Regions from separate parts of the Homo sapiens genome. Here region 1 is linked to region 2. A link is an interaction called in ENCODE POLR2A ChIA-PET data of the cell type or tissue named here. Cell type or tissue: CD4-positive, alpha-beta T cell. All regions are shown on one strand. Each heading gives the region's core, and the rest is flanking DNA. Links, peaks and the distances in the headings are about the cores only.

Region 1 (5,369 bases), core at 241-5,240, 140 kb after region 2:
GGGTGAGGTCAGGTGAGGCGGGTGAGGTGAGGCAGGTGAGGTGAGGTGGGTGAGGCGGGTGAGGGCGGGTGAGGCGGGCGAGGTGGGCGAGGCAGGCGAGGCGGGTGAGATCGGGCGAGGCGGGCGGCTGCGCTGCTCTGGCTGTGTGGCGTGGACACCAAGGTCTTCGTCCTGTGAGTCTGCGGCCTTCTTCTCCAACCAGGTGCCTCTCTTGACCAGCTACCCTCCCAGGGGACCATGAGGAAGCTCAGAGGAAAGACCCCCGCCTGCTCCTGTCTCACGGAGCCCACAGGGTCACGGAGGGCAATGGAGGGTCATTCGCTCTGCTGGGGTTGCCTTTTGCACTGAAGATAGAGACCACCTTTTTGAGTGACTTGAGCCCAAAGGCAAGCGTATATCAAACGATCTTCTCCACATAACCTCTCTGTGCCATCATAAGAATAGCTGCTTCCGCCCCCGGATTTGCTCAGGCCTGGGAATCCGCTGACTGAAGGCCTCTTGTTGAGTGCCAGCTCTAAACAAGTCCCTTTATGCAGAGCCACAGCTGTGCATGCTCAGCCCTGCCGAGGTCCCAGGCCAGGCTTTGTTGCTTCCGTTCATGGAAGCGCACAGGATAGGGCCGACGCTGTGCCGGTCGTGGGGAAATCTCACTGGGGAAGAGAAAAGCCCAAGCCTTGTTGGTTACGTCAGCCGGTCCATGGCGGTGTCCTGCGGACCCCAGAGCCCCCGGGAAGGGCGCAAGTCAAAGAGCACTGGAGGCACCGCCGGCGATGGACGTCCAGGTCCCGGCTCCTGTGCTGGAAAGCGTTGATGGGGAGCGTCGGCGCTGACCACACGCGGGAGCTGCGGAAGCCCAGCGGTTCACACAGGCCTCCCTTCAACGTAGTCATCCCCTGGTGGTGGAAGCAAGACGACGGCCCCTGACGTGCAGCCACACACAGAAAAGGCTGCTGTGAACATTTTATGCTTCGACTTTTTTTTTCTTCAGAGACAGGGTGTCGTTCTGTCGCCCAGGCTGGAGTGCAGTGCCACCATCATAGCTCACTGCAGCCTCCACCTCCTAGGCTCAAGCTTCCTAAGTAGTTGGGACTCAAGGCTTGAGTCACCATGCCAGGCTCTGTTTTTTCAGTCTGTGAAAAATAAAGTCATCAGCATGTGAGCTTGGCAGTGCTTGCCGTGAGCTCTTTCAGGTCCAGGCTCCCAGTGTCTGGGCAGTGAATGAGGTCCTGGGAAGCTGGGGTCCTGGTCCTGGTCCCAGTGTGACCCGGGACACCCCTACCTTTGTCCTTAATGTGGCAGTAAATGTATCAAGCACGCTCTGCCCTGGGAGCCGTGGACTGCCTGCCAGGTGGGTAGATGGGCGCTGGCAGAGGGAGAAGCTGAGGCCCAGCAGGAGCCGGCCGTCTGACTCACAACTCACGCCCGCCGACTGCCCCTGTACTTCCCTGGGGGTTGCGAGCACTGCCGAGCCCTGGGTGACGCTGGTGTGGCCAGGCTGGAGCGCAGAGAACCACACTTGGGGTTCAGAGTGTGTTCTCCCACTCAGAAGCATTGGCTCTGCCGGGAGCGGGATGGGGATGCAGCTTTCTTCCCCATTTTAGACCTCAGGTTGGAAGGGCGCACTCAGGTGGCAGCAGCCACTTCGGGTTGGGCGTCTCGTGCTGTCCTGGTGCGTTGAGACATCCCTCAAAGAAAGCACGAGTACCCTCCACACCCACATAGCCAGGGCATCCACTGTCACCACTCCATGTGGAAGTCCTGTTGGTAAAATCTTGACAAGAGCCATTTAGAGAGCACGGGGGGAAATTCTCCCAGGTCCAAGCAGAATGGACAGTGAGCCTGGGGGACGGATGGACAGGAGGAGGCCTGGGCTTCTGGGCTCCGCAGGCAGGGAGGGGCCGGCAGTGTGGCTTATTCCCCGGGTGGACGAGGAGCCCTGGGCTTCTGGGCTCCGCAGGCGGGGAGGGGCCGGCAGTATGGCTTATTCCCACTTGAGTCAGCTCTTGAGCACTTGCTCGTGGCCCAGAGGTGATGCTGCTGTTTCTGCCCTCTGTCCTCTCAGAGGAAGTGGGTGCTGGTTCAAGGATCTCAGGCTCTGAGCGGGAGAGCGGGGTCAGGTCTAGCTTCTGTCCGTGGCTTGCTCCCTGTGGTGCTGCCTCTGCCTGCCCTGCCGTCTTCCACATGCGTCTCCAACAGGGAATGGAAGGAGCCTCTGACCCAAAAACATCCCCCAAACTGTCGGGTCCTGCGGCAAGTTGAGGGCCTCTCAGGGGTCCTGTCTGCGGCCCTGTGGGAAGTGAGGCTGTGGCAGCCGGTCCTTTATCCTGAGTTTGGTTGCTTGTTTTTTGGACAATGTCTTAGGTCCCAGTGATGGTGGACCAGCAGGCAGCCCTGAACACTGAGGATACTGTGGGAAACCCAGGCAGGAGCTAAGGGGTGGGAGCTCAGGGCTTGGGGGTGCAGATCTCGAGGCCCAAGGGGCCATTTTCCCAGTGGGTGTCTTGACTGAGTTCTGAGTGTTTTCCAGGGCTCTGAACACAGCCCTTTTTTGGACATGTGGTTTACGCACTCTATGTGTCCCTTGTCCTTTCACCCTCTAACGGGGAACAGCAAAAGCTGCTCATTTTGATAAAGTTCAGTTTATCAATTTTTGCTTTTATAGATCTCGTTTTTACTGTGAAGTCTAAGAACTGTTTGCCCGCCGGGCATGGTGGATCACCTGAGGTCAGGAGTTCAAGACCAGCCTGGCCAATATGGAGAAACCCCATCTGTACTAAAAATACAAAATTAGCCGGGTGTGGTGGCGTGTACCTGTAATCCCAGCTACTTGGGAGGCTGAGGCAGGAGAATCGCTTGAACCCGGGAGGCGGAGGTTGCAGTGAGCCAAGATCGCACCATTGCACTCCAGCCTGGGCAAAAAAGAGCGAAACTCCTTCTCAAAAAAACAAATAAATAAAAGAACTGTTTGCCTATTCCTAGATCCTAAAGATTTTCTCCTGTGGGTTTCTTTTTTCTTTTCTTTGAGACAGAGTCTTGCTCTGTCACCCAGGCTGGAGTGCAGTGGTGCGATCATGGGTCACTGCAGCCTCAGCCTCTGGGACTCAAGCCGTCCTCCCGTCTCAGCCTCCTGAGTAGCTGGGACCACAGGTGTGTGCACCAACATGCCTGGCTAATTAAAAAAGAATTTTTTTTGTGTAGTTGGGGGTCTCACCTTGTTGCCCAGCCTGCTCTTGAACTCCTGGGCTCAAATGATCTTTTCACCTCAGCTCCTCAAAGTGTGGGGAATACAGGTGTGAGCCCCCATGCCTGGCCTCTCATGGGTATCTTATAGAAGTTTTATATTTAATCCATGATCTTATTTTAAGTTAACGTCTACATGAAGTGGGAGGTTTGGTCAGGTTCATTTTCTGCCTGTGGAAAAGTGCTCCAGCCCCACTGGTCTGAAATGCTGTCTTCTTTCCACCAAGTTGTGCTTGCACCTTTGCCGGAGCTCAGGTGCATGTGGGGGTCTGTGCTGGCTCTGTGAGTCTGTCCTTCCGCACACAACTGGTCTCTCGCTTCTGTGAGACGAGAGCAGGTGGAGTGATTCCTCCCACTTTGTTCTTTACCAGAATTGTTTCAGCTATTCCTTTGCCTTTTCCTGTAATTTTTAGAATACGCTTGTTCCTATCTACCAAAGTATCTTGCTGAGATTTTGATAGGAACACACACCTCTTAGGAGAGCTAGAGTAAAGAGCAGTGACCGGCCCAGATCTGGGCCATACGTGTGATCCCAGCATTTTGCGCGTCTGAGTTGGAAGCATTACTTTAGCCCGGGAGTTTGAAACCAGCCTGAGCAACATAGTGAGATTCTGTCTCTAAAAAAATACAAAAATTAGCTGGCAGTGGTGGTGCGCACCTGTAGTCTTAGCTGCTCAGAAGATTGAGGTGGGAGGATCACTTGAGCCTGGCAGTTCGAGGCTACAGGGAGCCGTGGTCACCCCACTGCACTCCAGCCTGGGCAACAGGGCGAGACCCCATCTCAAAAACAAAACAAAACTCAAAAAACAGTGACAACACCACACGCTGCTGAGGATGCAAAGAAACCAGATCCCTTGTACGCTGCTGATGGGGGTGTGACGTGGTGCAGCCTCACTGGGAAACAGTTTGGCAGCTTCTTAAAAAACTAAACGTGTGCTCACCATGTGACCCCGTGTCCACATGCGCTCACCACATGACCCCGCATCCACCCTCCTGGGTGCTCATCCCAGGAAAGCAAAGACTTAGGCTCACACGAAATGCCTGGGCGCCGACGCTCATTTACCTGTAATAGCTAAAAACTGGAAGTGACCCAGGTGCCATTCAGTGGCTGAGAGCTGAAACTGGTGTATCCTTATCACAGTGTTCTACGCAGAAATAGAAGAGCTGAAACTGGTGTATCCTTATCACGGCGTTCTACACAGCGACTAGAAGAGCTGAAACTGGTGTATCCTTATCACGGTGTTGTACGCAGAAATAGAAGAGCTGAAACTGGTGTATCCTTATCACGGTGTTGTACGCAGAAATAGAAGAGCTGAAACTGGTGTATCCTTATCACGGTGTTCTACGCAGAAATAGAAGAGCTGAAACTGGTGTATCCTTATCACGGTGTTCTACGCAGAAATAGAAGAGCTGAAACTGGTGTATCCTTATCACGGTGTTCTACGCAGCAATAGAAGAGCTGAAACTGGTGTATCCTTATCATGGTGTTCTATGCAGCAGTAGAAGGAAACTTTCTTCCTGCAGCAACAAGGAAATGACGCAAAGTGAGAAGAGCCAGGCTTAGTATCGTATGACTCCACTTGTACGAAATTGTCAAAATAACAAAATTCTGGGGATGGAGAACGGGTTACTGGTTGTCAGCAGTTAGGGGAGGTCTCCAGGGAGGAGGGATGCCTCTGGGGAGGGCGGTTCTGTGTCTTGAGGGGAGATGCTCGTTATGTGAACGTGCGTGTGACACAGGTGTCCATCTGTGGAGCACACACACAGGTGAGAGCACATAGGAGTGGGGGCATCTGAGCAGGGGCCTGGCGTTTCCATGTCAGTCTCCTGGCTTTGCCTTTGTTTTGCAGCTACTGAACGCACAGCTGCTGGGGGACCAGGGCCAAAGGGACTGCTCTGTGCTGTTTTTGCAATTTGTTGTGTGTCTGTTACCATCAGAATACAAAACTTAAAAAGTCACACCAGGGATCCGGTCCCAGAAAGTCCGTATCCTGAAACCGCATGTCCCTGACACATAGCTGCCCAGGGGGAGCATGTGTCCAGTCCCAGGAAGTCTGTATCCTGAAACCACATGTCCCTGACACATAGCGGCCCGGTAGGGAGCACGTGCCCTGCAGGGTGGCCACCCT
Region 2 (5,369 bases), core at 77-5,076:
GGGGACGGTCATCTGCTGCCCCAGGCTTCCCTGCGCTGGGGGACGGTCATCTGCTGCCCCAGGCTTCCCTGCGCTGGGGGACGGTCATCTGCTGCCCCAGGCTTCCCTGCGCTGGGGGACGGTCATCTGCTGCCCCAGGCTTCCCTGCGCTGGGGGCCGGTCATCTGCTGCCCCAGGCTTCCCTGCGCTGGGGGATGGTCATCTGCTGCCCCAGGCTTCCCTGCGCTGGGGGCCGGTCATCTGCTGCCCCAGGCTTCCCTGCGCTGGGGGCCGGTCATCTGCTGCCCCAGGCTTCCCTGCGCTGGGGGATGGTCATCTGCTGCCCCAGGCTTCCCTGCGCTGGGGGCCGGTCATCTGCTGCCCCAGGCTTCCCTGCGCTGGGGGCCGGTCATCTGCTGCCCCAGGCTTCCCTGCGCTGGGGGATGGTCATCTGCTGCCCCAGGCTTCCCTGCGCTGGGGGCCGGTCATCTGCTGCCCCAGGCTTCCCTGCGCTGGAGGCTGGTCATCTGACGGGAACCCCTGCAGCCACCTGGACCAGCTGCACACACCTTGGACGCCTGTCGCCCTCCACCCTCTGCAGACACCCTCTCACAGGCTCCACCCTGCTCGGGTTCACAGACACATCCCCCGTCTGCCCCGGGGCTGCCTGGCATGGCACCCAAGACCAAGATGGAAAGGGAGGCCCCGCGTGTGGGTGGACAAATCCACAACACGCTGGCCCTCAAGTTGTCTCAGTAATGTTATATATTTCTCTCTCCCCCCCACCCGCCCTCCCCCTCCCCAGAGGGAGTCTTGTTCTGCTGCTCAGGCTGGAGTGCAATGGTGTGATCTCGACTCATTGCAACCTCTGCCTCCCAAGTTCAAGCAATTCTCCTGCCTCAGCCTTCCAAGACGGCCGCCACCACGCCCGGCTAACATTTGGATTTTTAGTAGAGACCGGGTTTCGCCATGTTAGCCAGGCTGGTCTCGAACTCCTGACCTCGTGATCCACCCACCTTGGCCTCCCAAAGTGCTGGGATTACAGCACGAGCCACTGCGTCTGGCATTAAATTTCTCTCTTGATTATGCAGCCACTAAATATCACGCTGGGATAATGGGAAATTAATGCTAAGCTTTAAAATGCAGAATGTGAAGCCTTATATCCAGAGTAATCCTTATTTTGTAAAAAGTACATGATATATTCAACATTTTAGATTTACATGTTTTATCTTGGGTGGAAGGATTACAGGCGATTTTTACTTTCTTCTCTATGCTTTATTTACTGGTGTTATGAGTTGAAATGTGTCCCCCAAGAATGGTATGTTGAAGTCCTAGCCCCCCAACACCACAGACGATGGCCTTCCTGGGAAACATGGTCTTTGCAGATGATCCAGGTGAGATCGCTAGGGTGGGCCCTCACCCCACAGAACTAGCTTCCTTCTACAAAGGGCAGACGTGGACACTGAGCTGTGCACGCAGGGAGAACGCTGGGTGAAGAGGGAGGCGGAGATCGTGGTGATGCGTCTACAAGCCCGGGCGCACCAGAGACTCCCCCATCCCCCAGAACCCGCCGGGCACACCAGAGACTCCCCCATCCCCCAGAACCTGGAGAGAGGCCTGGAGCAGATGCCCGCCCCCACCCCTCCAGCACCGCAGAAGGAACCGGCCCTGCAGACAGCTTGGTCTCAGAGCCGTGGGAGAACAGATCCTTGCTGTGAAAGCTCCTGGTCTGTGGTGATTTATCACGGCAGCCCCGAAAGACCCCCACACCAAGTTTCACTCTCTGTCCATGGACCTCTTTAATGGAAATCCTGACTTTTCCATAAGGCACTGAATCTGTGTAACTTTTAGAGTAAGGAGGACGACCTACAGTTCACTGCATGAAAGCACAGCCCTTCCAACAAAGGCAGGCGAAATGTGGAACCAATTATATCTGGGTGCCTACACGTGACGTACGCCAGTTCTTTGTAGAAAGAACGAGGCTTGTCTCAGCGATACTAATGTACAGTTCACATGAACTCCTAACCTTAGCCAGCCACAATAAGGTATCTGGGATTGAGCGCTTATTTAAATCGGTAGGCACATCAATTTAAATTTAGGTAGTAGCTCAGCCTGTACCTAACACATGAGGAAGCCGAGGCGGGAAGATCGGTTGACTCCAAGAGTTCAAGAGCATCCTGGGAATGACAGGGAGACCCCGCCTCTAGAAAAACATTTAAAAATTGCTGCGTATGGTGCCGCACACCAGCAGAGTCCCAGCTACTCGGGAGGCTGAGGTGGGAGGATTGGTTGAGCCTGGGAGTTCAAGCCTTGAGTGAGCTGTGGGTGGGGGGGGCAGCACTGCAGGGTGAGGTGAAGGGGGTGGTTCTGCGGGAGGAGGTGAGGTGGCTCTGCGAGGTTAGGAGAGGGGGCAGGGGCTCTGTGGGGTGAGATAGGGGGTATCTGCAGGGTGAGGTGAGGGGACAGCTCTGTGGGATGAGGTGAGGTGGGGGTTCTGCGGAATGAGGTTGGGGGGGCGGCACTGCGGGAGGAGGTGGGCGGGGTGGGGCCTGCAGACCCTCCAGGCTCTCCCGGGGGAAGGAGCCCCATCAGGGCCAGCACTGCGCCACTCCCAACAAAGCAGGCAACCTAGCCTGCCAGTGGAGACCTCTTTTCCGCCTGGGCTCCAGCTCTAGAGCAAGGCCAGTCACCTCAGCCCCACCATCAAACACCAGGCTCCACATGGGCACTGCCTCGCTCAACTGCGTGGTGGCGGGTGGCCTGGAACGCTGCTGTCATCACTGCACGTGGACACATCATCAACCTCTCAGCGTGACGTGCCCTCGTGCTTTCAGGTAAAACACTACAGAGAAACTTCCTGTTGGCAGGTGGACCCCGCACTCCCTAGGGCCTGATCCGCTCCCTCTCTTCTGCTTTACGGGCACTGACAGGAAGTATCTGATGCGCACTCACTCACACCAGCCACGCACATGTTGTGAGCAATCCTGTGTGGCCTGCTCCCCCCTCCTGACCGGCCCCTCCTGACTGGCCCCAGCACCGCGTGGAAGAACATGGAGGAGCTCATCTGTCTGAGGATAGGAAGCAGCAGAGCACACGCAGGTGAGGGCAGAGCGGGGAACCCAAGTCCCGAGGAAGTTTCTCAGTAAGCGAGGCCCCGCGCTCTGGGAGGGCACCCCCAGGAAGCCCACACATAAAGCAACTGGACACACGCTCAACTACGACTGGGCAATGACAGTAGCTTAAAAAAAAAAAGTACACCACCAAACAGACAAAGACCAGAGACCACTTACATAAAAGCCCTGCTGCCTCCCCGGGAAGGGATTTCAAAACACTTCTTTAGGTGAGCACGACAGCACGTGCCTTTAATCACAGCTACTCAAGAGGCTGAGGCAGGAAGATGACTTGAGGCCATAAGTTTGAGGCCAATCTGGGCAACAGAGCAAGCCCACCTCTAAAAAAGTAAAAATAAAAAAATTAGGCGGGTGTGGTGACATGCGTCTGGAGTCCCAGCTACTCGGAAGGCTGAGGAAGGGGCATCATTTCAGTCCAAGAGTTGAGGCTGCAGTAAGCCATGACTGCACTCCAGCCTGGTCAACAAAGCAAGACTTGTCTCTTAAAAAAGCAAAACAACAACACATCTTTATATTATAGGGCACAGAAAGGAGCAAGATTATAAAACTAAAATAGGGTGAAAGAATGCAAGAGACTCAGAACTATGGCAAACTTATAACTAAAATTCCAAACTACAGGAAACTCTCAGAGCAAACGCTGCATCACATAAGCTGCTAGCCCGGCACATGATTGTGAAGAATCAGGAGTCCTCTCAGCACCAACAGACAGTCATGGACACAGCCCACAGGTGGCTCGACCCACCAGCCTCAGGCAGCATGGGGTTGAGAGGGGAAGCCCAGTTTGGCCGACTGTAGAACCCTGTTCTAGTCTCCTATCCACCCTCACCAAGGCACTAAATCACCAGCAAAGACTCTGAGAACATCAACATCTGTGTAACTAAGGAAAATGGAAGTGCAGGAAGGAATACATTTTTGTAATCAAAGGGCATGAAAAAAATTGCCTTCACTGAAAACACTGAAAAGGTACAACCCTATTATGTCTCCTGCTAGGAAAAATTTTCCTCTGCTTTTAAAGGATTAATAGCCACAAAATATTATTTTGTTATTCTGGTGTCCTCCAGAAAATGAGCCAACAGTTTGAAGGGTATGGGGTAAAGAGAAGAGAAGGAAAAGCTGCTTTTGAAAACACTGTTGACTCGCAAAGTTACCAGCACTCTATCAGGCTAATGCCTAGGTCAGGAGAAGACAGACGCAGTCACTACTATGGATCCTGAGGGCGAGAAACTCTGGATGCCACAAAGTGGCATGTTCAACCTTCCTACAAGCACACAGAGGTGAAGCCTGGAGAACAGGCAGGGACAGGCCCAGCTGGCCATGTGCTCAGCCACGCCTACCTCGCAAGGTCATTCTGAGGATGAAGGCATCATGGATCCAAATGCCACCTTGACGCTGAATGTACTACACAATAAAAGAACCACTGTAAATCACACTATTGACTCTTGCTTGGTTGATGTTCTTTCCTTTACAGTAAAGTGAACTCGTGGACAAACATCGTGTCCACAGACCACCATAAATGTAGTTTGTTGTTTTAAATAAAACTGAAATCAGACTTCCAAAAAGAAACATCTAAAAACTTCTCCTCTCCCATCCCACCAGAGCCATGGCCCACAACACAGCCCGACGCCCCGTCACACGCTCTCACAGGACAACTGCCCACACCAGTTAACCTGGTGTCACGGTGGAGGCGAGGTTGCGGTGAGTGGAGATCACGCCATTGCACTCCAGCCTGGGCGACAGAGCAAGACTCCATCTCAAAAAAATAAATAAATAAAAAATCTTGTGGAAGGAGGTACCACATATGCGGTCTGTTGTGGAACAAAATGCCGTTACGTGGGGCATGACTGTATTCTGTAGGGCACATTTGCAAAACAGCTCCTCTAGTCACATAGGTAACTGTTTTTGAGACAAGTTCTGGCTCTGTCACGCAGGCTAGAGTGCAGTGGTGTGATATGAGCTCACCGTAGCCTCGACCTCCTGGGCTCAGGCGATCCTCCCACCTCGGCTTCCCCAACTAGCTGTGACTACAGGCACGTGCCACCACACCTGGCTCATTTTTTTTTTTTTTTTTTTTTGGTAGAGACAGGGTTCTCACTATGTTGTCCGGGCTGGTCTCGAACTCCTGGGTTGCAGCAATCCTCCCGCCTCAGCCTCCCAAAGTGCTGGGATTACAGGCCTGAGCCGCCATGCCCGGCTTTCTAGGTAACTTTCCTATCAGCCTTCCTGACTGCTGCAGATAAGGCATGTTCTCACAGGGACAAT

The links. ChIA-PET counts read pairs that join two places held together with the same protein. Peaks named below come from ENCODE experiments on the same cell type or tissue, not always from the same donor. Only the 100,000 strongest peaks of a DNase experiment are listed, where the experiment ranks them.
Region 1: POLR2A ChIA-PET joins it to region 2 with 11 read pairs; 3 of 35 experiments call an interaction of 5 or more read pairs at or near these places.

The regions. Positions count from the first base shown.
Region 1 is chr16:89,536,563-89,541,931 of GRCh38, forward strand. All of the region lies in intron 9 of SPG7 (SPG7 matrix AAA peptidase subunit, paraplegin), which reads left to right. Among named protein-coding and RNA genes, the nearest start is that of RPL13, 21 kb to the right of the region's middle. In CD4-positive, alpha-beta T cell, for the core only: no CTCF peak of the experiment used is centred there; no DNase peak of the experiment used is centred there.
Region 2 is chr16:89,400,331-89,405,699 of GRCh38, forward strand. The region is part of intron 2 of ANKRD11 (ankyrin repeat domain containing 11); the gene reads right to left. The region is part of intron 1 of LOC128462377; the gene reads right to left. Among named protein-coding and RNA genes, the nearest start is that of ANKRD11, 88 kb to the right of the region's middle. RefSeq lists enhancers at 1,058-1,558, 1,559-2,059, 4,709-4,758. In CD4-positive, alpha-beta T cell, for the core only: no CTCF peak of the experiment used is centred there; DNase peaks (open chromatin) are centred at 2,851 and 5,061.